Linked DNA regions of Homo sapiens: region 1 is linked to region 2. Evidence: chromatin loops called from intact Hi-C (ENCODE). Cell type or tissue: B cell. All regions are shown on one strand. Links, peaks and the distances in the headings refer to the core of each region. The heading gives the core; the rest is flanking DNA. Region 1 overlaps MYOM1 (myomesin 1). Region 2 overlaps LPIN2 (lipin 2).

Region 1 (13,235 bases), core at 258-8,257, 130 kb before region 2:
AGGGAGACCCCATCTCTAAAAAACAAAACAGAACAAGGCTGGGTGTGGTGGCTCATGCCTGTAATCTCAACACTTTGGGAGGCCAAGGTGGGCGGATTGCTTGAGCCCAGGAGTTTGAGACCTGCTTGAGCCCAGGAGTTTGAGACCAGCCTGGGCAACCTGGCGAAAACCTGCCTCTACAAAAAATACAAAAATCAGCCCAGCATGGTGGTGTGCTGTAGTCCCAGCTACTCAAGAGGTTGAAGTGGGAGAATTCCTTGAGCCTGGGAGATCAAGGCTGCAGTGAGCTATGATCACAACACTGTACTCTGGCCTGGGCAACAGAGCAAGACCCTGTCTCAAAAAACAAACAAGCAAAACAAAACAATTACACTTTAGATATTTAAATGAATTTAAAATTGAACACATTAGATGCAATACATCTTTTTTTAAAAGGTTCACTTATGATGTTAAACACTTAGCAACACATAATGCCAACTATTGTAAGAGTTCATTTCATAGTGCTTTTGCTGCTTCTTCCTTTTTTACCCCTCTGATTTTATATCTAATATGCAACGTGATATTAGATTCTGAGGATATAATACACTCTACTTAACATAAATTACCCAGGAATTTTAAATGAAGAGAAAAAAGTATCGAAATTTTACAAATTCTGGACATCAACATGATTAAACCCAGTGCTAAGCAGACATAGTTACACCAAAACAAAGACATTCAGAATAATTTGCTGCCTCTTTGTATTTGTTTCTAATGGGGAGAGGGTTGGTTTCTTCCTTGCTTTCAACTATTTTATCAATCAGCTTTGCACATTGATGGTGAATTCTGATCTGCACCCAGACCAGAGACCAGTATGAGAGGGGGATGCTGCCCTCCCAGAAATTGTCAAATAGACTCGTTCGGCAGCTTCTGGCTTGGATCACTTCTCAGTCCGAGGACCCCAACAGAATGAGTTGGTTTTGCGGAACGTGAGAGAGTAGAGATAAATGATTAATTAGGGAAGGCAATATGTTTTGCAAGAGATTCATTTAGCCTGTTGGTGTATTTCATTTTTCCTTGGAGTTACCCAGCATTTTCCTGGGACTATTCAGAAATGCTGGTGGTGCGTAGGCAGGAGCTGCTAGAGGGCAGGCACCATTTTTTGTTCATCTTTTGTCCACAGTACCTAACTCAGTGTCTGGAACACCGAGACCCCAATAAATCTTTGCTGAAGCAAAGCTGACTCTAAGGACTGAAGGGCTGGCCTAGATTATGGCTCCTTTGTTAAATACTTGAACATGCGAATAGTCATAGATTCGTTAGCAGACCTGTTATTTCCTCTGGCTGCAGTCCTTAGGATGGATTCAAATGTTACAGTGATTCATGAAACAGCTATTTATAGCCATAATAGCTATGAAAAGAGTTAGGTTGTTTTTATGGATGAAACTTCCCATGGATTCACACCTCATTATTGAATCTTCATATCTAAATGGTAATTCTAGAATCCATTGTTCACCTTATCTTCAGATTCTATAGTAATTTCCCAAGTAAGTACCTTCCTTGGCATGCAGCGAGACAGTGACTAGGCCTCTATGACAAGGAGCCACCAATGCCTTACAGCCATAGTTATATACCTAAAATAGTCATTGATCATATTATTAATTGGGTATTAGGCTTAATACCTGGGTGATGAAATAATCCGTCAACAAACCCCTGTGACACGAGTTTACCAATATAACAAACCTTCCCATGTATCCCTGAGCCTAAAATAAAAGTTAAAAAATATATATGAGTTGGCTGGGCTTGGTGGCTCTTGCCTGTAATCCCAGAACTTTGGGAGGCCGAGGTGGGTGGATCACGAGGTCGGAGTTCAAGACCAGCCTGGCCAAGATGGTGAAACTCCATCTCTAGTAAAAATACAAAAAAATTAGCCAGGCGTGGTGGTGGGTGCCTGTAGTCCCAGCTACTCAGGAGGCTGAGGCAGAGAATTGCTTGAACCTGGGAGTTGGAGGTTGCAGTGAGCTGAGATTGCACTACTGCACTCCAGCCTGGGCAACAGAGCGAGACTCCGTCTCAAAATATATATATATATATTTTAGAGTATAACTCATATATATATATATATACACACACATATATAATAATAATTTTAGAGTATAACTCATATATATTATTATATATGTATATATTATTATTATATATACATATATATAATAATATTAATACTAATAATTTTAATACTAATTATTATTTATTAAGTACCTCATATATGCCAGGCCCTATATAGGTACTTTATATACTTTATAACTAACCTCTACATGAAAATTATCATGTAAGCATCATTATCCCTATTTTACTGGTGAGCATTTGGGGAAGACCAGGGCTCCTCATTTTTTGACAGAGTGGGTTTAGAAAAGTGCCTTAGTTACCTTCTTGTCTAAAGTATATATATTACCTGAATCTTTCTACATCTTTTTCTTCCTTTAAAAAATGAATTATTAGCTGGGCATGCTGCTTACAACTGTAATCCCAGCACTTTAGGAGGCTGAGGTGGGAGAGAGGATGGCTCGAGGCCAGGAGTTCAAGACTAGCCTGGGAAACACAGCAAGACCCCATTTCTGTTCAAAATAAATCACAATAAAAAAAAAAGAATTGTTTTCATAAAGCCAGATCCACTCCATTAAGCTAACAATCATCTTCCTTAATCTTCCTCCTAGGAAAATTTTTTAAAACTTGTTTTCCTTTTAGATTCACTTGTCATGGATTAGTGACTGGTCAGAGTTATATTTTCCGGGTCAGAGCAGTCAATGCAGCTGGACTTAGTGAATATTCCCAGGATTCAGAAGCTATTGAAGTCAAAGCTGCTATTGGTAAGTTCCTTATGCATAACTGTATGGGGGAAAAATGGATTTTTCTATGTTAGAAAGGAAGATACCATCCTCTCCAGAAATTATTTAGCTTCCAATATTGCTGGATGATTGCATCCTTAGATGATCATTTTCTCTGACTCTAGGTGATGTCTAACCTTCCATAGCTGCCATTTTACAGACCTTCATCACTTATCCAGATTCTGTGCATCCATAGCCTTTTCATCTTCACGAACCCAAGTTTCCTCAGATATTTCACATTGTGTGAAACTCCATTCTAACTTCATGCTCATCCTGGGACTGTGAAGGGCCATTCCGATTCCATGAAGTGGTATATCACCCATAACACAGATCATCTTGTCCCTAAAAGCCATTTGGTCTATGCCAGAGCCTGGCTTGTTTTTGCTAACAGAACATTAACATGCTTCTTATAAACCCCTCTAAAATTCATGCAAGGCACATGTAATTGCTTAATCATATGTTTCATCTTTGCTTGCAAAGTAACCAACAGAATAAAACCAGTAATAAAGTAATTATATGTGTGTATGTGATGTACCTCCCAATCTTGGATAAAGTAGAAAAGGGACCCAGGTGGTTAGAAACAATACAAATAATATTTGTGGGCTGAGCACGGGGGCTTACACCTGTAATCCCAGCACTTTGGGAGGGAGAGGCAGGCAGATTGCTTGAGTCCAGGAGTTTGAGACCAACTTGGGCAACATAGTGAAATCCCATTTCTAAAAATAACAATAAAAAAAATTAGCCAGGCATGGTGGTGCATGTCTGTAGTCCCAGCTATTCAGAAGGCTGAGGCACGTGGATCACTTGAGTCCAAGAGTTCAAGGCTGCAGTGAACTATGATCTCACCACTGCACTCCACCCTGGACAACAAAGCAAGATCCTGTGTCTGAAATAAATAAATAAATAAAATAAAATTTATTATATAGTAACGCATGTTTTTTAAAAAGCTGATTTAATATTGATTGTCTTCAGTTAGCATCTCATATAGCTTTTTCATATTCCTTATAACATAGGGATCGGGCACAGTGGCTCACGCCTGTAATCCCAGCACTTTGGGAGGCTAAGGCGGGTGGATCACTTGAGGTCAGGAGTTTGAGATCAACCTGGCCTACATGGCTAAACCCTGTCTCTACTGAAAATACAAAAATTAGCCGGGTATGGTGGTGCATGCCTATAATCCCAGCTACTTAGGAGGCTGAGGCACGAGAATTGTTTGAACCCAGAAGGTGGAGGTTGCAGTGAGCCGAGATTGCGCCAGTGCACTCCAGCCTGGGGGACAGAGTGAGACTCCAAAAAAAAAAAAAAGAAGAAAGAAAACGAAGGAAGGAAGATTCCTTATAATGTGAACCATTCTAAACATGTCTCTTTGAGGTTGAGAGGTACAGACCATTACTATTGTAGTACTGCACATAATTCGAGGTGTTATAAAATTAGGATCTTTAATATGATGTCTCTTGTGCACTTTATAGTCCTTTTTTCATTCTGTTGAATAATAGGGCTTACATCTCTCAATATTTGTGTCTAAGATTTGCTTTTCCTTATATATACTAAAAGCCCTTTGGGTTCTGCAAATCGAAATGGTTCCTATTCTATCTTTGGCTTCTTTGTTCTCATTTCTTCTTTTTCCAGAATACGGGGAAGGTGAAATGTTCCTTGGCGTATATTGTGTGAAATGTAGTCTTTCCATATTTCTTGCAAATGTGAGCGATTTTCTTTAAGCCAAGACTGTTTTTGTTCTGCTTGTGGTCCTAATGTTTTTCTCTTTGTTCTATCCTATAAGAGCAGCTGATACTCTGTCCGGGCTCAATGCGTTTCTGTTGTTGTCTGGCAACTGTAGGGGGAGGAGTGTCTCCAGATGTGTGTCCCGCACTGAGCGATGAGCCTGGTGGACTAACCGCCTCCAGGGGGCGCGTGCATGAAGCCTCCCCGCCAACCTTCCAGAAAGATGCTTTGCTTGGCAGCAAACCTAACAAACCTTCACTACCCAGTAGCTCTCAAAACCTGGGCCAAACAGAAGTGAGTAAAGTAAGTGAAACAGTTCAGGAAGAGCTTACCCCGCCACCACAGAAAGCGGCTCCTCAGGGGAAAAGTAAGTCTGACCCCCTGAAAAAGAAGACAGACAGAGGTGAGAGTTGAGAAAGGGAAGCTGTTCCATCCGTCTCCATCACTGTCCTCACCTCTCATCGTCTACATCACATCCTTCATCCATGTTTGCTTTCATCAATGTCCATTCTTATTGTATGTGTTTTCAGCTAGCCATCTGAAATGTGTACTTTCATCTGATGACTTGGAAAAGTAATTGTCTATGGGTTTGGCTTGTACACATCATTTTGGGTGCTTAATGATGCTAGAATGTTTCAAGTAATTTGGTTATAGAGCCTTTCTTGGTTTGTCAGGCAGATACACCTCTGGCCTGATTTTGCTAAGAGAATTCGATGTGAGAGCAGGACTTGGTACTGCTAGCCTGTGTGAGGTCCTTTGAAATAGTCATGTTTGGAACATGTAGAGGAGAAAGATCTCACAAAGAAGGTGACATCGTACCAGGGTCATAGTTGTTACCTTCTTGCTCATCCTCAGATTATTAAGCGATTATTCACATTTAATTTAAATAGTTTGCAAGAAAAATCAACACTGGAAAATTAAATACTTTAAGTGAAAAAAGTATATAAAAAGATTAAAAATTTCTAAAATAATAATAATCTAAATAGCTACTTACCTACTACTTTTTGAAATGAAAAAAGAAAAGAAAAAAACAGCTATAAATATATCTTTGAGTTACCATGAAAAGTTTAAAAGTTAAAATTATAATCACATATAGCTATATTGTATGATATATGATCCTCATTCCCAGAAGTGATTTATTTAAGATGATTTATCAGTAGGCTAAGAATGATCTGATTAGGATATTTGGTACCTGTGGCTAATATATCCTAGGAGACATTGTTTTTCCTATCAAACAACAATGAACTGAAGCACATGTGCTGATAAATTTTTAAATGCCTCTCATCCAGTTCTTTTTTCTAACCCCACCCCAACTTCTATAACCTCCTCTGTTTTATGACACCTTTCTTTGTCCCTCAACTCGAGAGGAGATATTCATTTGAGAGCACATATTCAACAATGCTCTGAAATAGAGGGAGAGAGAGAAAGCTTTTTTAAAATGTGAGGAATAAAGGAGGTTGGTAAGTGGAGAAGAGATAAATGTATTTTATTTTAAAAGCCTTCATTCTTCTGATACTCTTTTTGGGTAAGAATGAGATAGTTTCTTTATCTCCTATAATCCAAATAAACATTCAGAAAATTCTCTTCGATGTTATTGCATATCTAGATGTATTTCTTTCCACCACTTCACCCCCTCTCTTCATTGAAAACTGTAATTTCAGTAGTTGAGTGAAAAGCTGATCAGCAAAGCCACATAAATGAAGGAGGACTTTTGAAATATCCTCCAGATATTTTTCTAGCTAAGCACTGATAAACATGGTGACAGCTGTATAGTATTGTACCACATGAAAAATATTCCAACATCAGATTAAAAATAATGTGATAAAAGTATTATACACTAAGAGAAAGTCACATAGCAGATTGTGTCTGTTTTTTAAAAATGTTTTCTAAAGCTGTCATTTAGCTGAGCTCTAGAGTAAATTTTTTTCTTGTGTGCAGACAGAGTTGTGTAGTTGTAAGGTCTCACAAGGGTAAGTGTGCCTGAATGGTGAAAGGCTAACCATTTGAGAAATATATGGAAATTCTGGGCCAGGTGTGGTGATTCACACCTGTAATCCCAGCACTTTGGGAGGCTGAGGTGGGTGGATCACCTAAGGTCAGGAGTTCGAGACCAGCCTAGCCAACATGGTGAAACCCTGTCTCTCCTAATAATACAAAAATTAGCCGGGCATGGTGGTGCACACCTATAATCCCAACTACTTGGGAGGCTGAGGCAGGAGAATTGCTTGAACCCAGAAGACGGAAGTTGCATTGAGCCAAGATGGTGCCATTGCACTCAAGCCTGGGTGACAAGAGCAAAACCCCAGCTCAAAAAAAAAAAAAAAAAAAATATATATATATATATATATATATGGAAATTCTGAATAAGCAAATTGCAGCAGAAATTGATATACACATTCCATTTTCATCAGGGAACAAATGAAAACTAAACCACATAAAGAAACAAAAATTATACCTTGGGAAAAATATTTCTTCTTATGGGGAAAAGAATCATTTTCTTTCAGGGTATTGTACCATTTTGCTAGGACAGGTTCATTTTATCTTTGGAATAATAATTGTAGTGTACTTTTTACTGTGTCCATTGCATTCACCAAGTTCAATGCCAAGTTCATCAGCCTCGAATTTTAGTTTTATACTGCAAGATCTAGTGCCCTCATATGTGGCACCCATGGAAATGTTTATATATAGAATCATAAATGCATTTCTGCCTACTCACAAGCTATTCATATTGCTACAGCACCACCATCTCCACCCTGTGATATCACCTGTCTTGAAAGTTTTCGTGACTCAATGGTTCTTGGATGGAAGCAACCAGATAAGATTGGAGGGGCAGAAATTACTGGCTATTATGTGAACTATCGCGAGGTCATTGATGGGGTACCAGGAAAATGGAGAGAAGCCAATGTCAAGGCTGTCAGTGAGGAGGCATACAAGGTAAGCACGTGACTTTCTGTAGTGTGGCGTGTCCTATGTATGACGCTATGCTTGCACGCCCAGGCAGGCACACACCCAGCACCTTGTAAGAGAGTCACGTCATTTCTCCAGAGTCCATTGTCTGCAGTGGCATGAGTCTTGTGAAAAATATACTGTGGTGAATACAAGTAGTTTGGCTAACCAGGCAGGATTTATATTTTCTGATCCATACACATAAGCATAATAAATTCCTAGAATATTTACTATGAAATGTGCGCTTACTGTACAAACTAATTTTTTTTTCAAAACTTACAAAATATCTACAATTAATATGCCACTAGCCTCAAGAGTCCCAGGATCCTTCTGCAGCCCTCAAGTTGAGGGGGAAAAAAAAAAAAGATTCCCAGGATTTAATGACACTCTGGATTTTTAACTTTCTTTTTTTTTTTTTTTTTTTGAGATGAAGTCTTGCTCTGTCCCCCAGGCTGGAATGCAGGAGTGTGATCTCAACTCACTGCAAACTCCACCTCCCAGGTTAAAGTGATTCTCCTGCCTCAGCCTCCTGAGTAGCTGGGATTGCAAGTGAAAGCCACCATGCTCAGCTAAATTTTCTATTTTTAGTAGAGGGTTTCACCATGTTGGCCAGGCTGGTCTCAAACTCCTGGCCTCAAGTGATCCGCTCACCTCAGCCTCCCAAAGTGCTGGGATTATAGGCATGAGCCACCGCGGCCGGCTGGGTTTTTAACTTTCAGTGTCCAAATTACAGCGGATGAAGGGACATGGGCTTGATGGCTAGACTCAGCTCACCAGCTGTGAAGTGGTGCTTGTTATAGTCGCTTGATGGCCACAAAGGGTGGCCTCACATGTGTTCTCCTCTACATGGGGGCCTCCACTGCTCAGGTCACATAAGAGAACCAGAACAGTCTCACTGTTGCCTTAGCTGATGACTTTCTTCTCTAGAGCTTCATCAGCTACATCCAAGCTACCACCTCTTAACACTCACAGAATCCTCTGCCATGAGGGTTCAGAGCAGGGTGAGGCCAGGGATGACAGCTGCCCCAACTCAACACCATGCTCTTTTAATTTAACATTTGAAATTTATGAAATATCACACACATGCTGAGAATGCGTAAAACAAAGTTGCTTTTTTTTTTTTTTTGAGATGGAGTTTCGCTCCTGGCCTCAAGTGATCTGCCCACCTCAGCCTCCCAAAGTGCTGGGATTACAAGCGTGAGCCACTGCGCCTATACAAAATTGTATTTTTAAGATTCTTCCCTGTTAGTGCATGTGGCTATAACTCATTCTTTTTCATTGCTATATGGTATGGTATTCCATTATGTGGTCATATCACAATATATTCTTTCATTCAATTCTTATTGCTATTTGGGTATTTTTGCATTTTTAGCTACATCAAGCAAAGTAGCTATGAACAATTTTGTATACATCTATCTGCTGCTACATATGTGCACCAGTTTCTCTGGGTGATCACCTAAATGTAGAATGGCTGGGTCAGGGGGTCTGTTTATCTTCCACTTTACTAGATAATTCCATACTGTCTTCTGAAGAGTGTGTGAGAATTCCCATCACTCTGCATCCTTGCCAACACTTGGTCTATTCACACATTTTCAGCTTTGACAATCTGAGTGTCAAATGAGTTTGAACATCCTTTCCTATGTACACAGTCCATTTTGATATCCTCTTTTATGCCTGTTCAAGGTTTTTGCCCATTTTTCTAATGCATTCTTGTTGACTTGCAAAGTTCTTTACATGTTATGAGTAGAAATCCTTTGCAGGTCTGTAAGTCGCATACATCTTCTCTGACTTTAATTTTAATGTCAAATTCATTGTAGTCATATTTACTAACATATGCTTTGTCCTTAGTGATTTTTGTGCCTTTGTGGTGAAATGCCTTCTCTATTCCAAGATCATGGAGGTACTGTAGTTGATTACATTCTAAAAGCTATACTATTTTGCCACTTACATTTCTGTCATTAATTCACCTTTATATTTTTATATGCTGTGAGTTAAGCATCAAAATTAACCCCCCCCCACAGAGACATAGTTGTCCCAGCATTATCTATTGAAAAGTTTGGGGCCGGGCGCGGTGGCTCACGCCTGTAATCCCAGCACTTTGGGAGGCCGAGGCAGGTGGATCATGAGGTCAGGAGATCGAGACTATCCTGGCTAACACGGTGAAACCCTGTCTCTACTAAAAATACAAAAAAATTAGCCGGGCGTGGTGGCGGGCACTCAGCTCCTCGGGAGTCCCAGGAGTGGTGGAGTCCCAGCTCCTCAGGAGGCTGAGGCAGGAGAATGGCGTGAACCTGGGAGGCGGAGCTTGCAGTGAGCCAAGATCGCACGCCACTGCACTCCAGCCTGGGCGACAGAGTGAGACTCCATCTCAAAAAAAAAAAAAAAGAAAAAAGAAAAGTTTGTCGTCTGCCTGCTATTCTGCAGGGGTATCTGTATCATATATCGTTTCCTTATATGCGTGAGTCTGTGTTCGTGCTTCCCATGCTGTTCCACTGGTCTGTTTGTGTAACAGTGGGTGACTACCACACTGATTTAAATATTATAGCTTTATAGGCCGGGCATGGTGGCTCGCACCTGTAGTCTCAGCACTTTGGGAGGCCGAGGTGGGGGGATCACTTGAGGCCAGGAGTTTGAGACCAGCCTGGCCAACATGGTGAAACCCTGTCTCTACTAAAAATACAAAAATTAGCCAGGAGTGGTGGCTCTCATGTGTAATCCCAGCTACTTTTATACCTTTTACTCAGGAGGCTGAGGCATGAGAATCACTTGAACCCGGGAGGTGGAGGTTGCAGTGAGCTGAGATCACACCACTGCACTCCAGGCTTGGTGACAGAGCGAGATCCTGTCTCAAAAAAAATAAATAAATAAAAATAAATTATAGCTTTATAGTAAAGTTGATGACTGATAGATCAGCTTCTCCTGGTTTATTCTTTTTCCAGAGCTACTCTTAGCCCTTTGCACTTGATATAAATTTAAGTATTAGGGTCCCAAGTTCTACCAAAAAAAAAAAAATAGTAATAATAATAAGTAAGACAAAACAAAAGAAAACAACAATAAAAAAACTTACATTCAACCCAACTAAACCCATTAGAATTCTGATTGAGGATGCATTGAATCTGTAAAAAAATTAAGGAATAATTGACATTTAAAAAATATTGAACCTTCTAATCCATGAACATGTTATTTTTCTTCATTCGTTTTGGTCTTTTTAAAGCCTCTTATTAAAGTTTTACGATTCTCTACAGAGGTTTGTATATCATTTGTTATTTATTAATAGAGACGATATATTTTCAGTATATTTTTATATCAGTTTTTATTGCTAGTAAAGAGAAATATAACTTTTATATATTGATTTCACATATAATTATTATATGTAGTCTTTTGTTAAATTTTTTAAATAATTTGAATGTTACCTTGAAGTTCTTTTGGAGTCTATGTATATTCATATCATCTGCAAATAGTGGCAATTTACTTCATTTCCAAATTTTATAACTTTTACTTCATTTTCTTACCTTACTTTCTGCATAGTGACTTTAGCACTATATTGAATAAAAGTGGTGGTGCTGGGGGCATGGTGGCTCACACCTGTAATCCCAGCACTTTGGGAGCCTGAGGCGGTGGATTGCTTCAACCCGGGAGTTCAAGACCAGCCTGGGCAACACAGCACGACACCGTCTCAGATTTTCTTCTTTTTTTTTAAAGTGGTGATGTTGGTCATTCTAGGCTTGATAGTTATCTTAAAGGGAAATTTTACAACATTTCACCATTAAATACTGTATTGTGTGTTACAGGTGTTTTGTAGACATCTATTATCGGTTAAAGGAAGTTTCCTTCTATTCCCCGTTTGCCAACAGTTAATTAAAATTATCAAAAACATTTTTGGGGTCTATTGAGAAGATTATATGATTTTTTTCCCTTTTATTATAATTTGGTATATTCTAGTAATTGTCTAATGTTAAAACTACCTTGCATTCCTGGAATAAATTCAACTTGGATACTATATATACTCTGTTTATATCACCTGGATTTTGTTTGCCAATTATCGTTTAGGATTTTTGCTTCTATGTTCATGAGTGAGATTATTCTGAGACTAGAATTAATTTAATACTAATATCTGACAAGGATAGTACAGGAAGGAAAAAAATGCAGGATAGTCTCCCTTTATTAAGATATAATTCACACATCATAAAGTTCACTCATTTAAAATGTTGCCTTATGAATTTTGAAGTGATATTTTTAAATGGATACAAAGTGACTCTTTACCATTATGAATACATTTTACCTTAAAGTCTATATTGCCTGTTATTACCATAGATACACTAGGGTTTTGGGGTGGGGTGACTTTTGCATGGTATGTAGCTTTTCATCCTTTAACTTTCTATCTTTCTGAAACTTTCTGCTTTACATGTGTCTCTTAAAAATAGCACGGAGTTAAATTTTGTGTTTTTCCTCCCTGACAGTCTTTGTCATTTGTTTGCTATTACTGATTACTTAAAAAAAAAAAAAAACTAATATCTTATTTTGTACTTTCTATTTGTCCTTTCTGTTCTGTGTTTCTTTCTCTTTTTTTGAGACAAAGTCTCACTCTGTCCCTGAGGCTGGAGTACAGTGGCATGATCTTGACTCACTGCAACCTCCGCCTCCTGGGTTCAAACAATTCCCGTGCCTCAGCCTCCCAAGTAGCTGGAATTACAGGCATGTGCCACCACGCCTGGCTAATTTTTGTATTTTTAGAAGAAACAGGGTTTCACCATGTTGGCCAGGCTGGTCTCAAACTCCTGACCTCAAGTGATCCGCCCGCCTCGGCCTCCCAAAGTGCTGGGATTACAGGCGTCAGACACCACACCTGGCCTGTTCTGTGTTTCATTTTCTGTCCTTTTTTGACTATTTTTGAATCGTTTTTAAAAGTTGTTCAATTTTTCCTTCTATTCTACCTTAAAAGTTATAGATTCCGAGTTTCTTTCGTTTTGGTGACTGTGCAACTTAAAGTCTGAAGTTATTTCATTTGTTTTACTCTTGTCTCAGAAACAGAAGGGCCTTAAAAACTTTACCCCTTTACCTTTTTCCCAACTTGTATGCTATTGTGTATGTATGTGTCTGTGTTTTAATTCTTTTTAAAATCCAAACAGCAATGTGATTATTGTTTTATAGATTCAACTTACCAATATATTTACCATTTTATTTGCTTTTAATTAAGTGCTTTGAAGATGTAATTGCACCATCTTCTGGCCCATTGTTGCCGCTGACATTCAACTCTTGGTCTGCTTGCTTGTTTGAGGGTAATTTGCCTTTTTTCTTGGACAGCTTTTGATATGTTCACTTTATCTTTGGTGTGCTATACTTAAAATACTATAGGTCTAGATGTGGGTTTTTAAAAAAGATGTATCTACCCGGGATTTTAGGGGGCAGAGGATTTTTCATCTGTGGGTTGGATTTTTCAGAAGATCTTTCTAGAAAATTCTGTATCTCCTAAAATATTGTTTCTCCCTCATTTTCTCTCTCTCTGCACTTCTCCCAAAACTAATTAAACATATGTTTGATGTTCTCATTCTATCTTCCATGTCTATTAATCAACTTTTCTCTCTTTCCCATTTTTGAGTCTTTCCACATCATGTTCTGTGTAATTTCTTCTGACTTTCTGTCAGTTTACAAACTCTCTCTTCTTTTGCATCTGATACTCTGTTGAAAATGTCTGTTATTTTT
Region 2 (16,488 bases), core at 4,618-12,617:
CTATGTCCTGCTGTGCACATATTGTCTTGATAAACATCTTAACAGGAAACAGGGTTCAAGAGCAGAGAACCAGTCTGACTAGAATTTACCAGGCTGGAATTTCCCAATCCTAGTAAGCCTGAGGGTACTGTAGGAGACCAGGGCGTATTTCAGTCCTTATCTCAACTGCATAAGACAATCCCAGAGCGGCCGTTAATAGACCTCCCCCCAGGAATGCATTCCTTCCACACGGTATCAATTATTAATATTCCTTGCTGGGAAAAGAATTCAGCGATATCTCTCCTACTTACACGTTCATTTATAGGCTCTCTGCAAGAAGAAAAATATGGCTGTATTCTGCCCGACCCCGCAGGCAGTCAGACCTTATGGTTATCTTCCATTGTTCCCTGAAAATTGCTGTTATTCTGTTCTTTTCAGGGTACAGTGATTTCATATTGTTCAAACACACGTTTTACAATCAGTTTGTACAGTAGTGGTCCTGAGGTGACGTACATTCTCAGCTTATGAAGATAACGTGATTAAGAGATTAAAGTAAAAACAGACATAAGAAATTATAAGATGATTATTAGGGAAGTGACAAAAGTCCATGAAATCTTCACAATTTATGTTCAGAGACTGCAGTAAAGACAGGCTTAAGAAGTTATAAAGGTATTAATTTTGGGAACTGATAAATGTCCATGAAATCTTCACAATTTATGTTCTTCTGCCTCGGCTCCTGCTGGTCCCTCTGTTTAGGGTCCCTGACTTCCTGCAACAGTTCAGAAATCCAGGTCCCATCACATTGTTGGTAGCCAGTGGAAACCCCTAATACAAGTGAGTATCTGAATTCTTTTTGAGCAGATCTGTCTTTTGAACTAGTGCTTTCTTCACTGTATCATTTGACTCACTTGGTAACTACATCTGCAGATGAGCTCCCCGCTAATGGAGTTTTAGTGGTGCTTTACTTAGTGTAATTGAATAAATGAATGATACATCAGCTCTGATGAAGAACCTTTCATTAAATAGAAATATACTCATAGACCTTTGGGAATTCCCAAATTCATGAATATACTTTTGATGTATCATTTACTCAGTTGTCTCTTTTGTAATAGGGAGATAACAATACCTACTTGACAGGCTGGTTCTGAGGATTAAATGAGGTCATATGTTAAACTGGAGCCCGCATCCACCTCTAGGTCTTACTAGGCCAGAGAAGCCAGTGTTGAGAGAGTCATAGGACAAAGGGCGAAAGGTGAATGAATGAACATTCCTCTTGTCCCGAAGTAGCTGATAGTGTCATAGAGGAATCAAGTAGGTCTGCTTCTGCGTAAAGCAGGGTTTTATGAATCAGGGACAGGGAGGGACTTAGAAGGGAGTACTGCTTGAGCGATTGTGGGAAAGTCTGAGGAACTGTCTTGGAGTTAGCTCTGGGCTTATATTTTTAATGTGAGAATTTACTGTTTAGTTAAAAGCTTGTTTTTATCTCAAAGAAAAACATTGTTTAATGTGTTTGCTTAGAATTTCTTTCTTGACCCAGAAAGAAATTTCTTTATTCTCATAGTGCCAAAGTTAGAAATCTTGTATACAAATGTTATGCACAACATGTGTTTATAAATGTAATCCTTAAGATTTTTCCATCATTTCATCTATGGCTGCATGAATTTTGTTAATGTGTGGGCCTGTAGGAGGGACCTTATCTTTGTGTTTAGAATGGGACGTCTAGAAAGCACAGTTGTCTATACCTAGTGTATTGCAGGTGAGCGTTTGACTAAAATTTAAAAATCTGCTGATTAGTTCATAAGGCCTCTAATGTTTTTCTATAAGCTTGAATAATTGATTTTCATTAGAATGGACACTAATTTTCTTAGCTTATAAAACTACATGAAATGTTATTCTCTGCCAGTTGAAAAACGTAGGTACTGGTATACCTATGTTGTTATGGTGGGTTTTTTTTTTTTTTTTTTTTTTGGTCTTTTGAAGGTCATCCTTTTAAATGCTGGCTGAATCTTTCAGTGCTATCCTTGTCATCAAATGGAAATGGACCTTCCCCCTGTAAGTGTGGTATCTTCATGACAGTCAAGAAATAGGACTTTTGTTTTAGGACATCTCCCTGTCCCAAGTGAATTAACTAGATAACTTTGTTGTATTTAAATTTCCTGGTTTGTTTGTTTTGTCTTACTAATGAGACATACCTACAGGTCAGATGGACCATAGGTGCTGATCCTGAGAGTTGGAAAGGAACTTTTCCTAATTAAAAGCAAAACAAAAAAAGCCTTACAATGCTTATATTTGCTTGGTGTTCCTATTTTCCTTCCCTTAAGTAGTTTTCATTTCTGTAAATGTGATTCTTATTCATTAGGCTATATCACATAATAGTTCTATTTATCTTTTAAAATCTTAAGTATTTATTTTTATATGTAATTTAAACATTTAAGTACATAGTACTGTGAGGTTTATTATGAAAAACCCCAGTTCTCTTTCTCACAGCTGATTACTGCTCCCTAGCAAAAGCCCCTTTCATTTCTTTTCTGTGCTTGTGGGATTTGATTCCATGCTTGTATGCATACACTACTGTAGCTTGTTTTTTTCATTTTAGACCTTCTCTATTGATTTCCTACGCTGCAAGATGAAGGTTCATCTCTTATATAACCCTCCTCTCACACGCACAATTCTTTATACTAAGCTCTCAATACCATTTTCTAATTTTCTTAATATTCATTGTTTATATTTTCATGGCTAAATATTGCTTACAGCTGAGCATATGCAGTGATTTTTATTTCTTTGCCAGTTCAAATTTTTCTTTTCTCTGGAGTCAACAATTATTTTATTGGTTTACATTTCTTAGTACCAGTCACAAATTCAGGCCCCCAGTTTCTGATAGGACTACAGAACTCTGCAGTCAACACCTCACTCATCCTGAATCCCAGTAATTTTCTGTGTTGGATTCTGAGTCCTGGATTACACATTGTCTTCTCTCTTGGCATGCCTCCTCATTTTGATGGAGCACATCCTCTAGCAGCTTTTTGAGAAAGGGTTTACAGGGAGGAAATTCTTTGAGAGCTTACGTGTCTGAAAATGTCTTTATTTGAGCCTCCTACCCAACTGATAGGCTAGCTATAGAATGCTAGAATGGAAATAGTTTTCCTTTAGAATTGTTACTTTTGAGAAGTTACCTTTTTTTGAGAAGTCTCAAGTCTTTTTAATTTCTCTCTCTCTCCCTCCCTCTCCCCCCTCTTTTTCCCCATTTTCCTATCCTTTCCCCCCTACCCATTTTTTTTAGCACCTTTCTTTGTTTCTTTTTAAAGTATCTCATTACCATCTCTTGATGAAGCACCTTGGTTTGGGATTTGCCATCTCAGTTTTTGGACGAGACACAGTCTCTTAGGAGGGAACACGGGAAGTACCCACCTTACCTGGCTTCACAGTGAATCCTTACCCCTGGCCTTGTTTCGTTACTTAGACCTGGCTAGCAGGCCCTATGTCACCAGAGTCTCCGCAGGCCAGAGGGCATAAAAACACCCAGAGACTGTAGTGGGTATTTATCAATCCTGGTGAGGCCTCTCCCCACAGGTAGAATCATCTGTAGCTGTGTACACTCATGATGTTGGGGAAGTAGCTGGCACTACGTGCCGTACATCTGATGGAGGGCATGGTGTGTATCCTGCTTTGTGTAGTCGTGCCCATATGGTGATTTTGGAATCCTTTGTGTAGCCTTTAACGTTGTCTATTATTAGCATGTTTCTGTCGTGACTGCCATAGGTGGAGCCCACAACAGTGCAGGTGTTTCTTTATCCTTTGAGCTGGGCACCTGGTGGGAACTTTCAATTTGGAAAATCATGTTTCTGACGCCAGGAAATTTCTTGTATGATTTATTTGATAATATCCAACTCCTGCCTTTCCCTACCTTTTTTTCCTCTCCTGTTTCTGTACTTTAAAAAGTCTACAAGTCAGATATTGGGGCCATTTTGGATTGATGCTCTGATATTCATCTTTTTCCTCCTTTTGCCCATTCCTTTATCCTTGTTGGATTTACTGGGAGATCTGCTTTCTACATTTTCTCCTTCTCCTCCTCCTCCTCCTCCTCCTTCTTCCCCTCCTTCCCCTCTTTCCCCTCTTCCTCCTTCTCCTCTTCCTCCTCCTCCTCCTCTTCTTCTTTTTAAAAGAAAAAAAAAAACAAAACAGAGATAGGGTCTCACTAATGTTGCCCAAGTTGGTCTTGAACTTCCAGCCTTAAGTGATCCTCCCACCTCAGCCTCCTGAAGTGCTGGGATTACAGGTGAGACCCACCGTGCCTGGCTATTTTTTAATTTTTGTAGAGACAGGGTCTTGCTGTGTTTCCCAGGCTGGTATTTATTCTCCAACCCTTCTATAGAATGTCTTAATTTTACAATTGTGTGTTAATTTCCAAGAGCGCTTTCTCATTCTTGGATGTTTATTTTTATTAGCGTCCTCTCCTAGCTGCTGGTGGGTTGCTGGCAGCCTTTGGCGTTCCTTGGCTTGCAGATGCATCACCCCAATCTCTGCCTTTATATTCACATGGCGTTCTTCTGTGTGCATGTCTGTCTCTCTGTCCAGATTTCCTCTTTTTTTTTTTTCTTTTTGAGACGGAGTTTCTCTCTGTCACCCAGGCTGGAGTGCAGTGGCGTGATCTTGGCTCACTGCAAGCTCCGCCTCCCGGGCCATGCCATTCTCCTGCCTCAGCCTCCTGAGTAGCTGGGACTACAGGCGCCTGCAACCGCGCCCGGCTAATTTTTTTTTTTTTTTGTATTTTTAGTAGAGACGGGGTTTCACCATGTTAGCCAGAATGGTCTCGATCTCCTGACCTCGTGATCCGCCCGCTTTGGCCTCCCAGAGTGCTGGGATTACAGGCGTGGGCCACGGCGCCTGGACCAGATTTCCTCTTTTTATAAGGACATCAGTCCTACTGGATTAGGGCCAGCCTTAATGACCTCGTTTTAACTTGAATACCTCTGTAAAGATCCCCTTTCCAAATAAGGTCACATTCTGAGCTACCAGAGGTTAGGAGTTCAGCGTTTCTTTTTTGGAGGATATACTTCAACCCAAACAGTGGGTTTTGAGAGTGGGGATAACACATGTGACATCCTCTGGGTTTAACAGGATGTCTAGTTAGAGCAATATTTTTAAAGATGCTTTTAGTTACACCTATCTTCACTAATGATCAGAAAGAAACTCTTAGGAAGTAATTTTTAGATTACAACTGGAGATTTTTGTTCAGACTTGTGACTGCCAAAATTTCTGCATGTTCCTGAATGTTTAATGACAGTATCTGAGTTGTCTCATTTTCACTCTTGGTTTGTTTCTAAAGTCATTTGAAGGTTGGCAAAATGACTAAAGAAAGAACAGCAGTAGTGTCTTATGAGAAAGTAAACCGTATCTATATCCTGGCATAGTTTCGTGAACATGTTAGCCAGGTTCTCATCATGCTCTGTCCCTCCATGTTATACTCTATTTCTTTTTTCAGATATGAGCCTTCTTGGAGCTTTGTTGCTTAAAAAAAAATCTGTCATGTATTTTCCTGTTCTGGGCTCTACAACGCTTTTCTTTCCTTAAAAGTGGCTCTTCCTGCTCTTCCTCCCTCTCTTCAGGGAGCAGCACCCTCTTTTATTTCCTTTATAATAGTTGTCCCAGCCTAACATATGTTGTTGTTGTTGTTTTCTCCCTCCCCACATTAGAATATAACCACTACAAGGGCAGGTACCTTGTCAGCCAAGTTCACTGCTTGATCCCCAGCTCTCAGAATAGAATAGACACTGCTGTTGAGCAGATCAGTGAGTGAAAGAGGCCTTGTTTTCTGACTTTCAAGTGCTGTTTCGCTGACTTGCTGTTGCTCTTGGAAGTCCTTCTCTCTTGTTGAAGTAGCTTAGTATGCAAGTCAGCTTGTGATAACACACTGGTGCAGCCTTACTTGGCATTTGTTTTGCAAAACTACTTAAAAATAGCCTAAATCTGAGTGATTGGTGGCATTGATTGCAGCAGTGCTGTTGGTATGGCCACAGCCTTTCCCTTTACCCAAGTGTCCTCCCAGAGCCAGGAAAGGGAGGTACCTCTCCTTACGTTTCTGAAGATTCCATTGTGGTCCCAGTGGGCACCATGCAGAATTTAATAAAGCAGGGCATGAAACTTGAGCTGTGTTTTGATTGACATTGGGAAAGACTCCTCTGCAGAACACAGGCACAGGGTGCCTGGAGCTGCCTGGCACTGGAAACTCTGCCTCACGGTCACCATGTTCTGTTTAACTGAGACAAGGAGACACTTCAGGCACTTCCAAAGGAAACAGTAGGGAAGTAGTGAATTCATGCTTACCGATCTAGCAGACTTCCCTCTGGGAAGCTGGGGGACTGCATCCTTGAGAGCTAAAAGCAAGAAATTGGAGATGTTTGAAAAACTAAGTCTGTGGCATGGGGGGTAAGGAATCCTCCTGCTACTTCTGTGACATCAGCTAAGTAAGCTGATGAATTGGTGACTTTTTGTTTCTTTTTGAGTTATACTGCTTTTAGTAATTATGGAAGAGCCTGCTCTCCCCCCACAGGAGTCATTAAACAATGATTGATGCCATATGTAAGGTTTGTGAATTGTTTATGCAGCAGAAGTCACCTTTTGATCAGAATTGGGGCACTGTCTTGGTTTCATTGTGGCACACTGCAGAGTTATAGGCATAGTGGCCTGGTACTCTGATGATGTCTTGAAAGTGACTGCTATAGCTTTGACTTCATTAATGTTCCTTTGAATTTGTTATGTTTAGAAAAATACAAGCCTCTGCCAGGTGCAGTGGCTCATGCTTGTAATCCCAGCACTTTGGGAGGCTGAGGAGGGTGGATCACATGAGGTCAGGAGTTCAAGACCAGCCTGGCCAACAGAGTAAAACCCCATCTCTACTAAAAAAAAACAAAAAACAAAAATGAGTCCAGGCACAGTGGCTCAAGCCTGTAATCCCAGTACTTTGGGACACCAAGGCCGGCGGATCACCTGAGGTCAGGAGTTTGAGACCAGCCTAGCCAACATGGCAAAACCCCGTTTCTACTAAAAATACAAAAATTAGCCAGGCGTGGGGGTGGGTACCTGTAATCCTAGCTACTCGGGAGGCTGAAGCAGGAGAATTGCTTGAATCCGGGAGGTGGAGGTTGCAATGAGCCGAGATCACGCCACCGCACTCCAGCCTGGGTGAGGGAGTGAGACTCTGTCTCAAAAGAAAAAGAAAAATACAAGCCTCCAAAAATGAAATGTACATATTTATGATGTGTTGATTCTGGCACCTCTTATGCAGAAGTTTACCATTAGCAAATATAGCAAACTTGGTGCCATTGGCAAGGCCTTTGTAGAACCAAATGATGCTTTATTTGGAGATGGTGGGATGTGGGTCTGTTATTCTGGGATATATATGATACTCAATAGATAGATAAAGATATTGGTCGAGCGTGGTGGCTCACGCCTGTAATCCCAGCACTTTGGAAGGCCGAGGTGGGTGGATCATGACGTCAGGAGATCGAGACCATCCTGGCTAACACGGTGAAACCCCGTCTCTACTAAAAATACAAAAAATTAGCCAGGCGTGATGGTGGGCACCTGTAGTCCCAGCTACTCGGGAGGCTGAGGCAGGAGAATGGCATGAACCTGGGAGCCGGAGCTTGCAGTGAGCTGAGATGGCGCCACTGCACTCCAGCCTGGGTGACAGAGAGAGACTCTGTCTCAAAAAAAAAAAAAAAAAAAAAAAAAAAAGATATTTTCCTGGGAGGTAAGCATGTAGTCATATCTTTTCTGCAACGTCACCATGCCTGTTGAAATGGAGAGGTTGGATGATGTAATTGATGGACATTATAAAAGAACCAATGTAACACTTTTATTTTTGGGATGAAGTCTTGCACTGTCACCAGGCTGGACTGCAGTGGTGCGATCTCGGCTCACTGCAACCTCCCACTCCCGGGTTCAAGCTATTCTCCTGCCTCAGCCTCCCGAGTAGCTGGGATTACAGGCATGCACCACCACGCTCAGCTAATTTTTTGTATTGTTAGTAGAGATGGGGTTTCACTGTGTTGACCACGATGGTCTCAATCTCCTGACCTCATGATCCGCCCGCCTCGGCCTCCCAAAATGCTGGGATTATAGGTGTGAGCCACAGCGCCCGGCCGTAACATTTTATTAATAAGTCTTAAGTTTGTCCATAGAGCTAATTACCTCTAATTCTTCAGTTTTGTCCTCCGTTATACACATGTAATAAGGAAGCTTGGTACCCTGCTTAAAAAATGTGACTGTGAAGGAATATGACCAGAAACTTACACAATGAAATGTACTTTGCACTTTAGGGACAGCATATACATTTCATCTATGCTGTCATTCTGGAAAACATTTTGAAACACCCCTTCCTTTTTAAATTGCTTTCAGAGTCTCACAGTGTATCCTTTTATCCCCAGCGGTGGAAAATCTTTACCCTTCAAGGTAGATTAGGTTTTTGGAAATAGCCAGAAGCCATTCAAAGCAACATCTGATGAACCACGCATGTCAGATGAATCATATTTACTTTTGGAGTATAAGAGTTCTGTGACTATGTGGTATTGACACTCATTTTTATCCTGTGTGGCACCTAAATTAAATTTAAAGATAGTTCTTTCAGGAAGAAAGGGGAGCCCTCATGTCATGTTACACAGTGGTGTATCAGTGGAATTAATTTATTGTAGCCTTCAGAGGTGATTGATTTAAAAGACAATATTCATACTAGAGTGTAGATGTGACTAAACAGTTTTACACCAAAACTTGGAAGAAGAGAAGACACTGGGGACAAATAGGCTGAAGAGTGGGGTTCAGTTGGATGAGTCTTAAGGCATAGGGAAATGGTTTGGGAAGTTAAAACATGCAAAGAGCTGATGATTGAAGCATTTAGATTTAGAAAGTCATTTGTTTTCCTTTCCAGTGTCCCTCATTATTAAATAGCTCCTTGATGGCTAGAATCCTATCCTAACAGTCATCTGCTAAGCACTTACTGTGGCATAGGTCTTGGAACTATTCAGTTCATAGTTCTTTTTTAATGAGAAGAAAAAAGAAAACTAGCATTTATTAAGCAGCTGGTGGTTTCCAGGCACCACCTCATGGGATCCTCACAGCAGTCCTACCTGACAGGTGCTCTGAACCCTGCTATATGAAGGGGGCCTGTGAAGCTTAGGTTGACCTGAAACTGAAGAAGGTTCCATCCTGGAGGTCTGTATCAAGTGGGAGAGCTGTGGTATAAAACTCCCTGTCTAAATTCAGCCAAGTCATGTGCTTGCCGGCCCACCCCTAACATGTTTGTGGGGACCCAGTCAGAACAGGCTTATCAATACAGGGCCATATACCATCTGTTTAAACCAGTGGTTCTCAGCTGCAGACAATTTTGCCCACACACCGCCCCCACCCGCCGCCGGGGACATTCAGAAATAACCGGAGACATTTTTTTGGCTGTCACCACTGGGGAGGGTGCTACTGGCATCTGGTGGTTGGAGGCCAGGGCTGCTACACTCCTCACCTCCCAAGCAAAGAATTATCTGACCAAAAATGTCAATAGGCTGAGAAAACCTGTATCTAAACTATTAAAAGCTGTAAATCCAAAGAAAAGATAAATGTTCGAGGGGATGGATATCCCATTTACCCTGATTTGAGCATTACACATTGTATACATGTATAAAATATTATTATATGTCCTCCCCAACTATGATATATCATTAAAAAATTTTTTTAAAGCTATAAATCCAGTCACCACCCCCATGGCCCGGCCTCCATGGCCACCAGTGGCCCTGCAGAAGCCTTGTCCTTTGCCAGCTGCCCTAGGGAGCCTGACCATAGGTCTGCTGCACACATCTACACTGACCAGGGCACAGGTCTGGGGCAGCTTGGCTTGTGATAACCACCTGTTCCTTTAGCTAAATTGTCTTCAAAAAACTTTCCTAGAGGTCTGAAATGAAGAAGAAAAACACTTACTGCCTTTGTATTTTGGGTTTATGATACACAGAGCCTTCTAAAGTGCAGGACCCAGGACTAAAGGCAGTATTGGTACCTGAGATATTACAGGCACTGGGCAAGTTCTTGAATGATAGGCGTACATTTATGTACAGTCTGTACTGCTTCATTTTAAGGGCTGTTACTGTGTGGTGTAAGGCTAGATTGAGCATGTTTTAACTACTTTGGCTGGGAAGTAATTGACTTTTTCAATACCTGTATGCTCTCATCTTTCAAATAGCAGTGTGGTTTAGAACCAGAGGTTTTTTACTTGGGGTCTGCAGACTAACCATAGAGGGGTTCCATCGGATCCTCAGAGCACAAATCTGTGTATGGTTGTGTCGGTATACATGTATGCTGCTGGTTTGCATGTTTTCTGTAAAGAGGGTATATTGCAAAGCTTAGTTGGGTTCTCAGAAATGAGAATGGCACAAACTACTCATGGGCTATATATATTCTCTAGGGTTACTTCTAGATGTTTAGAAGCTAAGATTAGGAATTTGTGTTGAGATCAGAAGTGGATTTGTTGTGGTCCAGTGTAATTTTTGACTGAAGGAAGAAGCTCTCTGTTGTGTGTAGGTATACATAAAATGAAAGTTACACGTTAACTTTTTGTTGAAGTTATTGCTGTGGAATCACCAAGCTCGTGGTAAAAACTAAGTTGTGGGAAATACTTTGCTTTCTACTTAGTAGAGTTGAATGCTCAGAAAGCCATAGTTTTCGAAATGTCAGATTGTTTTACCTAGAAGGATACATAGAAATTATCTAGAAATTCACTTTTTGGGTGAGGAAATTGAGGGTTAATGATATTCAGTGAGTTGTTCAAATAACCTAGGAAGTTTGTAACAGTATAGGAATAGAAGATGATATTTATAGCCAAGAACAAATATATTCTCATTTTAAACTATGGACTGTATTGACATTGCTTTACATTTCAATTAGAGTTTTATTGCATAATTTTAATTCCTATTTTTCTTCTCCTACCTTTTTTCTTTCTTCTTTCTTCTTCTTTCTTCTTTGTTCCTTTCTCCTTTCTTCTTTTTTCCTTCTTCCTTTCTTCTTTCTTTTTTCTTCCTCCGTCAGGGTCTCGCTCTGTTTCCCAGGCTGGAGCGCAGTGGTGCAATCATGGCTTACTGCACACTCAAGCTCCTGAGCTCAAGCCATCCTCCCACCTCAGCCTCTGAGTACTACAGATGTACACCACCACACCTGGCTAATATTTAAATTTTTTTTTTTTTTTTTTTTTGAGACGGGTCTCACTGGCTGGAGTGCAGTGGTGCTATCTCAGCTCACTGCAAGCTCCGCCTTCCAGGTTCACGCCATTCTCCTGCCTCAGCCTCCCGAGTAGCTGGGACTACAGGCGCCCGCCACCAGGCCTGGCTAATTTTTTTTTGTATTTTTAGTAGAGACATGGTTTCACTGTGTTAGCCAGGACGGTCTCCATCTCCTGACCTCATGATCTGCCCGCCTCGACCTCCCAAAGTGCTGGGATTACAGGCATGAGCCACCGCACCCGGCCTAAAGATTTTTTATAGAGATGAGATCTCACTACTGTATTGCCCAGGCTGGTCTTGAACTCCTGGAACTCAAGATCTGCCCACCTTGGCCTCCCAAAGTGTTGGGATTACAGGTGTGAGCCACTGTGCCTGGCCCCATTGCATAATTTTCTAATTGTAGTAAGATTCAACCATTTTTGAATGTATGATTTCATGGTATTAACTACCATTTACTATGTTGTACAACCATCACTGCTATTTCCAAAATTTTTCATGACTCTAAACTCTGTAACCATTAAGCAATAACTCTCCATTTCCTCCACCTGGTAACCTCTAATCTACCTTTTATTTATGAATTTGCCTATTCTAGATATTTCACATAATTGGAATCATATGACATTTGTCCTTTTGTGTCAGGCTTATTTCCTTTAGCATGTTTTCAGGGTTCGTCCATGTTGTGGCATGTATCAGAACTTCACTTGTTTTCATGACTGAATGATATTCCATTGTATGAATATAACACATTTTGTTTCTCCATCTGTTGATGGACAGTTGTGTTGTTTCCACATTTTGGCTGTTGTGAATAATGCTGCCGTGAACACTGGTATACAAATGTCTGTTTTCAGTTCTTTTGTGTATGTACCTGGGAGTGAAATTGCTGGATTATATGGCAATTCTATATTTATTTTTTATTGTATTATACTTTTTTTTTTTTTTGAGATGGAGTCTCACTCTGTCGCCCAGGCTAGAGTGCAGTGGCGCTATCTCAGCTCACTGCAACCTCTGCCTCCTGTGTTCGGCAGTTCTCTACCTCAGCCTCCCAAGTAGCTGGGATTACAGGTGCACGCCACCACGCCCAGCTAATTTTTGTATTTTTAGTAGAGATGGGGTTTCGCCATCTTGGCCAGGCTGATCTTGAATTCCTGACCTCATGATCCACCCACCTCCCCCTCCCAAAGTGCTGAGATTATAGGCGTGAGCCACTGTGCCCGGCCTTATTATTATTATTTTTTGAGACAGGCCCTCATTCTGGTGCTCAGGTTGGAGTGTAGTGACATGGTCTCGGCTCACTGCAGCCTCGACCTCTTAGGCTCAAGCAGTCCTCCCACCTCAGCCTTCTCAGGAGCTGTGATTATAGGTGTACAACACCACACCTGGCTCATTTTGTTTATGTTTTGTAGAAACAGGGTCTCACTATGTTGCCTACACTGGTCTCTAACTCCTGGGCTCACATGATCCTCCCACCTTAGTCCGCCCCAGTGTGAGCCACTGTGCCGAGCCTGGTAATTCCATATTTAGCTTTTGAGAAACGACCAAACTTGTTTTCTACAGTGGTTACACCATTTGACATTCTCACCAACAGTGCACAAGTGTTTCAGTTTCTCCAGTTTTCTTTCTAACATATATTTTCCTTTTTTAAAAAAAGTTGACAATTTTATTTTCATATTTCACAATATAGATAAAAACTGCACTTTTTTTGTCCCACTTCTCCACTCCAAAATGATTCTTTCTTTAATAGGAAGGGGGAGCACCTTTTCTGTATCAGACTGATAAGAAAACACCCAGAGTCACAGCATTGTGATCTCCTGGTGAAGCAGAGCAAGCAATATAAAACTGATATAGGGAGGCCTCCCCTCTATCCTTTCTGTCTGCTCGAGTCATTCTGGGCCAAGTGGGCACCATCATGGGACAAGCAAGAGGTCTCATCATTGGGGGCCCAGGCATCATTGGCATGTGGCCTCCCATGGGCAGCCTCATTCCAGGAGCAGGTCCCACTGGCATCATCCCAGGAGGAGGGCCCCGTGTGGGGTGCTGGCATCATACCAGGATGAGGAGGACCCAGAAGACTGGAGGGAGGTAGTATCATTGTCCCTGCCGGCGGGGAACAGAGATTGAAGTAGGAAGTATCTTTCCTTGTTGAAGTGCAACCCTTATTTTGTCAGTCAGGCTCTGAGCCTGTTCTTCCATCCATTTCTAATAGTAATCTTTGACATTCTGTCTCTGTTTCCTACCACTGCAATATGTCTTTCTCATAAATGGAGAGTCATGGATGAGGTGTGTGTTGCAGTAGTCACGGCCATTGGCCACTCTCTTCCTTTTTAACAGAAACTATAGCCATCGTAGTGGGTATGAATTGGTATCTCATTGTGGTTTTGATTTGCCTTTCCCGGATGGTTAATGATGTTGAGCATCTTTTCAAGTATTTATTTGCCATTTTGTATATCTTCTTTGAAGAAGGGTTTATCTAGATCCTTTGCCCATATTTTAATTGAATCATTTGTCTTTTAGTTGTTGTAGGAATTTTTAAATATATTCTAGAGTTAAACTCCCCAATTTGCAAATATTTTCTTACATTCTGTATGATTCTTTTTCTTGATCATGTCCTTTGATACAAAAAAAAGTACTTTTAGTGAAATCCAATTTATCTAGTTTTTGTTACTCATGCTTTTGGTGTTATATCTGAGAATCATTTGCCAAATCCAAGATCATGAAGATTTACCCTATGTTTTCTTCTAAGAGTTTTATGGTTTTAGGTCATTAATCCATTTTGAGTTAATTTTTTAATATGGTGTAAAGTAGGGTTCCAACTTCATTCTTTTGCATATAGAAACTTAGTTGTGTCAGCACCATCCGTTGAGACTATTCCTTCCGCCATGCAGTGGATTTGGTACTCTTGTCAAATATCAATTGGCCATAAATGTTTGGGTTTATTTCTGGACTCTCAAGTCTATTCCATTGGTCTGTATGTCTGTTTTATGCCAGTACTACAATGTTTTGATTACTGTAATTTTTTTTTTTTTTTTTGAGACAGAGTCTCACTCTGTCACCCAGGCTGGAGTGCAGTGGTGCAATCTCAGCTCACTGCAGCTTCCACCTCCTGGGTTCAAGTGATTCTCCTGCCTCAGCCTCCCGAGTGGCTGGGACCACAGGAGCCTGCCACACACCTGCCTAATTTCTGTATTTTTTGTAGAGGCGGGGTTTCACTGTGTTGGCCAAGCTGGTCTCGAACTCCTGACCTCAAGTGTTCTGCCCGCATTGGCCTCCCAAAGTGATGGGATTACAGGCGTCAGCTACTGCACCCAGCCTGATTACTGTAACTTTGAAAGTTTTGAAATCAAGAAATGGAAGTCTTCCAACTTAGCTCTTTTTCAGTATTATTTTGGCTAGTCAGGGCCCCTTGTAACTCCATATGAATTTGAGGCTTTTGGAATTTTGATAGGGATTGCCTTGAATTTGAAGATCGCTTTAGGTAATATTGGCATCTTAACAATATTGAGTCTTCCTATTCACGAACACGGATGTCTTTCTATTTACTGAGGTTATCTTTAATTTTTTTTTTCAGTGATTTTTGCAATTTTATTTGTACAAGCTTTCACCTCCTTGGTTAAATTTATTCCTAGGCATTTTTTTTCTTTTAGATGCATTGCATAATGTTTGAGATTTTAGAAATACTTAGCATAGTAAATCTGAATTTCAGCTTAAATAATGAGTCTAAGAAGGTACTGTGGAAGACATCTTGAGCTCTAGCTGGTTTGTCCTTGGATATTTAACATAACCTCTCTCTAAACCTCCATTTCTTCATCTGTAAAATATAGGGATAAAGCAAATCTGTCTTTCATGAGAATTGTGTAGATCAGAGATAATATATGCAAAGGATTAATTCCAGGGTATGGCTTAGAGTAAATACTAAATAAATAGTGCTTGGCTGCCAGGATTGTGTTTTCTTCTATGATTTCAATATAAATACCTATGTTGTACTTGAAGTATACTTTTTCAAATTGAATACAATTAATTTGTTGCAAAGGCTGAAGATTTTTACACAAACTAAATGCCCTGTTCCTGAGAGAGCTTTTTTATATTAAAGTATGTTGAGTCTGGAAGAAAAATAAAATGAAATGTCACACTTGTTCTGTTTCAATGGTGCTTTATCCTTAGAAGAGGGAGCATTTCTTCTCATGTTGCAACTTTCAGATGCCTCTTTGCTTTTTGAATCCTATCTGTGTCTTGACATTACAAGGTTAAATCTTAGACATTACCAGCATTTAACTTGAAAGAGTAGCAAAGCTGACTAACTTTTCCCCTTTTCTTTTACTACTTAGTGCATTGAGGCTTTACCCTCACTGGAGATTGCAATTACCGTCACCATCTGGAATTGGATTCATCTGTATGTGTAGAATATAACTTACATATAAAGCTGAGTATCAGTGTTTCAGGTTTTCTCTTTTTCTTACACATCTCAGTCAAGCTTTAGATTGAAGTAGGCAGATTCACTGAGTGTAATAATTTAAGAATTCAGTTACTTTCATTTTAATTTAAATTTCACCAATTAAATAAAATTCTTCATAACACTTAAGTATAGCATTAGAATTTCTAAACATTGTGAAACTAAATTCTTTATTCTCATAGCAAAGTATATTAGTCATTTTTGCCGTTTCTCCTGAAGAGCATAAATGAGCCTGCATTCAAGAATATGGAATGTTGTACATTCTGATGGGGAAATAGAGTGGCAGAATATAGTCAGGTTGAGGAGCATGGAAGTTTGAAAAAGAACCAGAAATTTGGAGAGAGAGCTGACCACAGAAACAAAGGAGGGTTGCCAGATTCTGTTGGGGACCCATTTAAGGCTACAGATAAGTAATTTATACTGTTACCCATCTGGCCTGCTGGCAGCACTCATGATGATTCTTTTTTTTTTTTTTTTTTTTTTTTTTGAGACAGTCTCTCACTCTGTCGCCCAGGCTGGAGAACAGTGGTATGATCTTGGCTCACTGCAACCTCCGCCTCAGCCTCCTGAGTAGCTGGGATTACAGGCGTGAGCCACCACACTCAGCTAATTCTTGTATTTTTAGTAGAGATGAGGTTTCACTGTGTTGGCCAGGCTGGTCTTGAACTCCTGACCTCAAGTGATCCACCCTCCTGGATTCTAAGTACACTTAAAATTACAGCAGCCGTTCGTTTCTATAGATGGAAGAAGGTGGCAGGAAGAAGAGTAATTACTAAGAGTAATTTACTAAGTAAAGCTGATTAC

The links. Hi-C counts contacts between places; a loop is a spot of excess contacts. Peaks named below come from ENCODE experiments on the same cell type or tissue, not always from the same donor. Only the 100,000 strongest peaks of a DNase experiment are listed, where the experiment ranks them.
Region 1: a loop joins it to region 2, with 15 times the contacts of the local background. A loop is called at or near these places in 13 of 110 quality-filtered maps.

What each region holds. Positions count from the first base shown.
Region 1 is chr18:3,120,986-3,134,220 of GRCh38, reverse strand. It overlaps MYOM1 (myomesin 1), which reads left to right. Exons shown (of 38, transcript NM_003803.4): 17 at 2,725-2,846; 18 at 4,702-4,989; 19 at 7,324-7,520. Among named protein-coding and RNA genes, the nearest start is that of MYOM1, 92 kb to the left of the region's middle. In B cell, for the core only: CTCF peaks have their summits at 4,548 and 4,748 (motif pointing right); a DNase peak (open chromatin) is centred at 4,760.
Region 2 is chr18:2,987,696-3,004,183 of GRCh38, reverse strand. All of the region lies in intron 1 of LPIN2 (lipin 2), which reads left to right. It also overlaps the pseudogene SNRPCP4. Among named protein-coding and RNA genes, the nearest start is that of LPIN2, 17 kb to the left of the region's middle. RefSeq lists enhancers at 1-304, 4,316-5,238, 5,353-5,452, 5,720-5,869, 5,940-6,039. In B cell, for the core only: CTCF peaks have their summits at 9,445 (motif pointing left), 10,841 and 11,044; a DNase peak (open chromatin) is centred at 9,423; H3K4me3 peaks cover 435 bases; H3K27ac peaks cover 292 bases.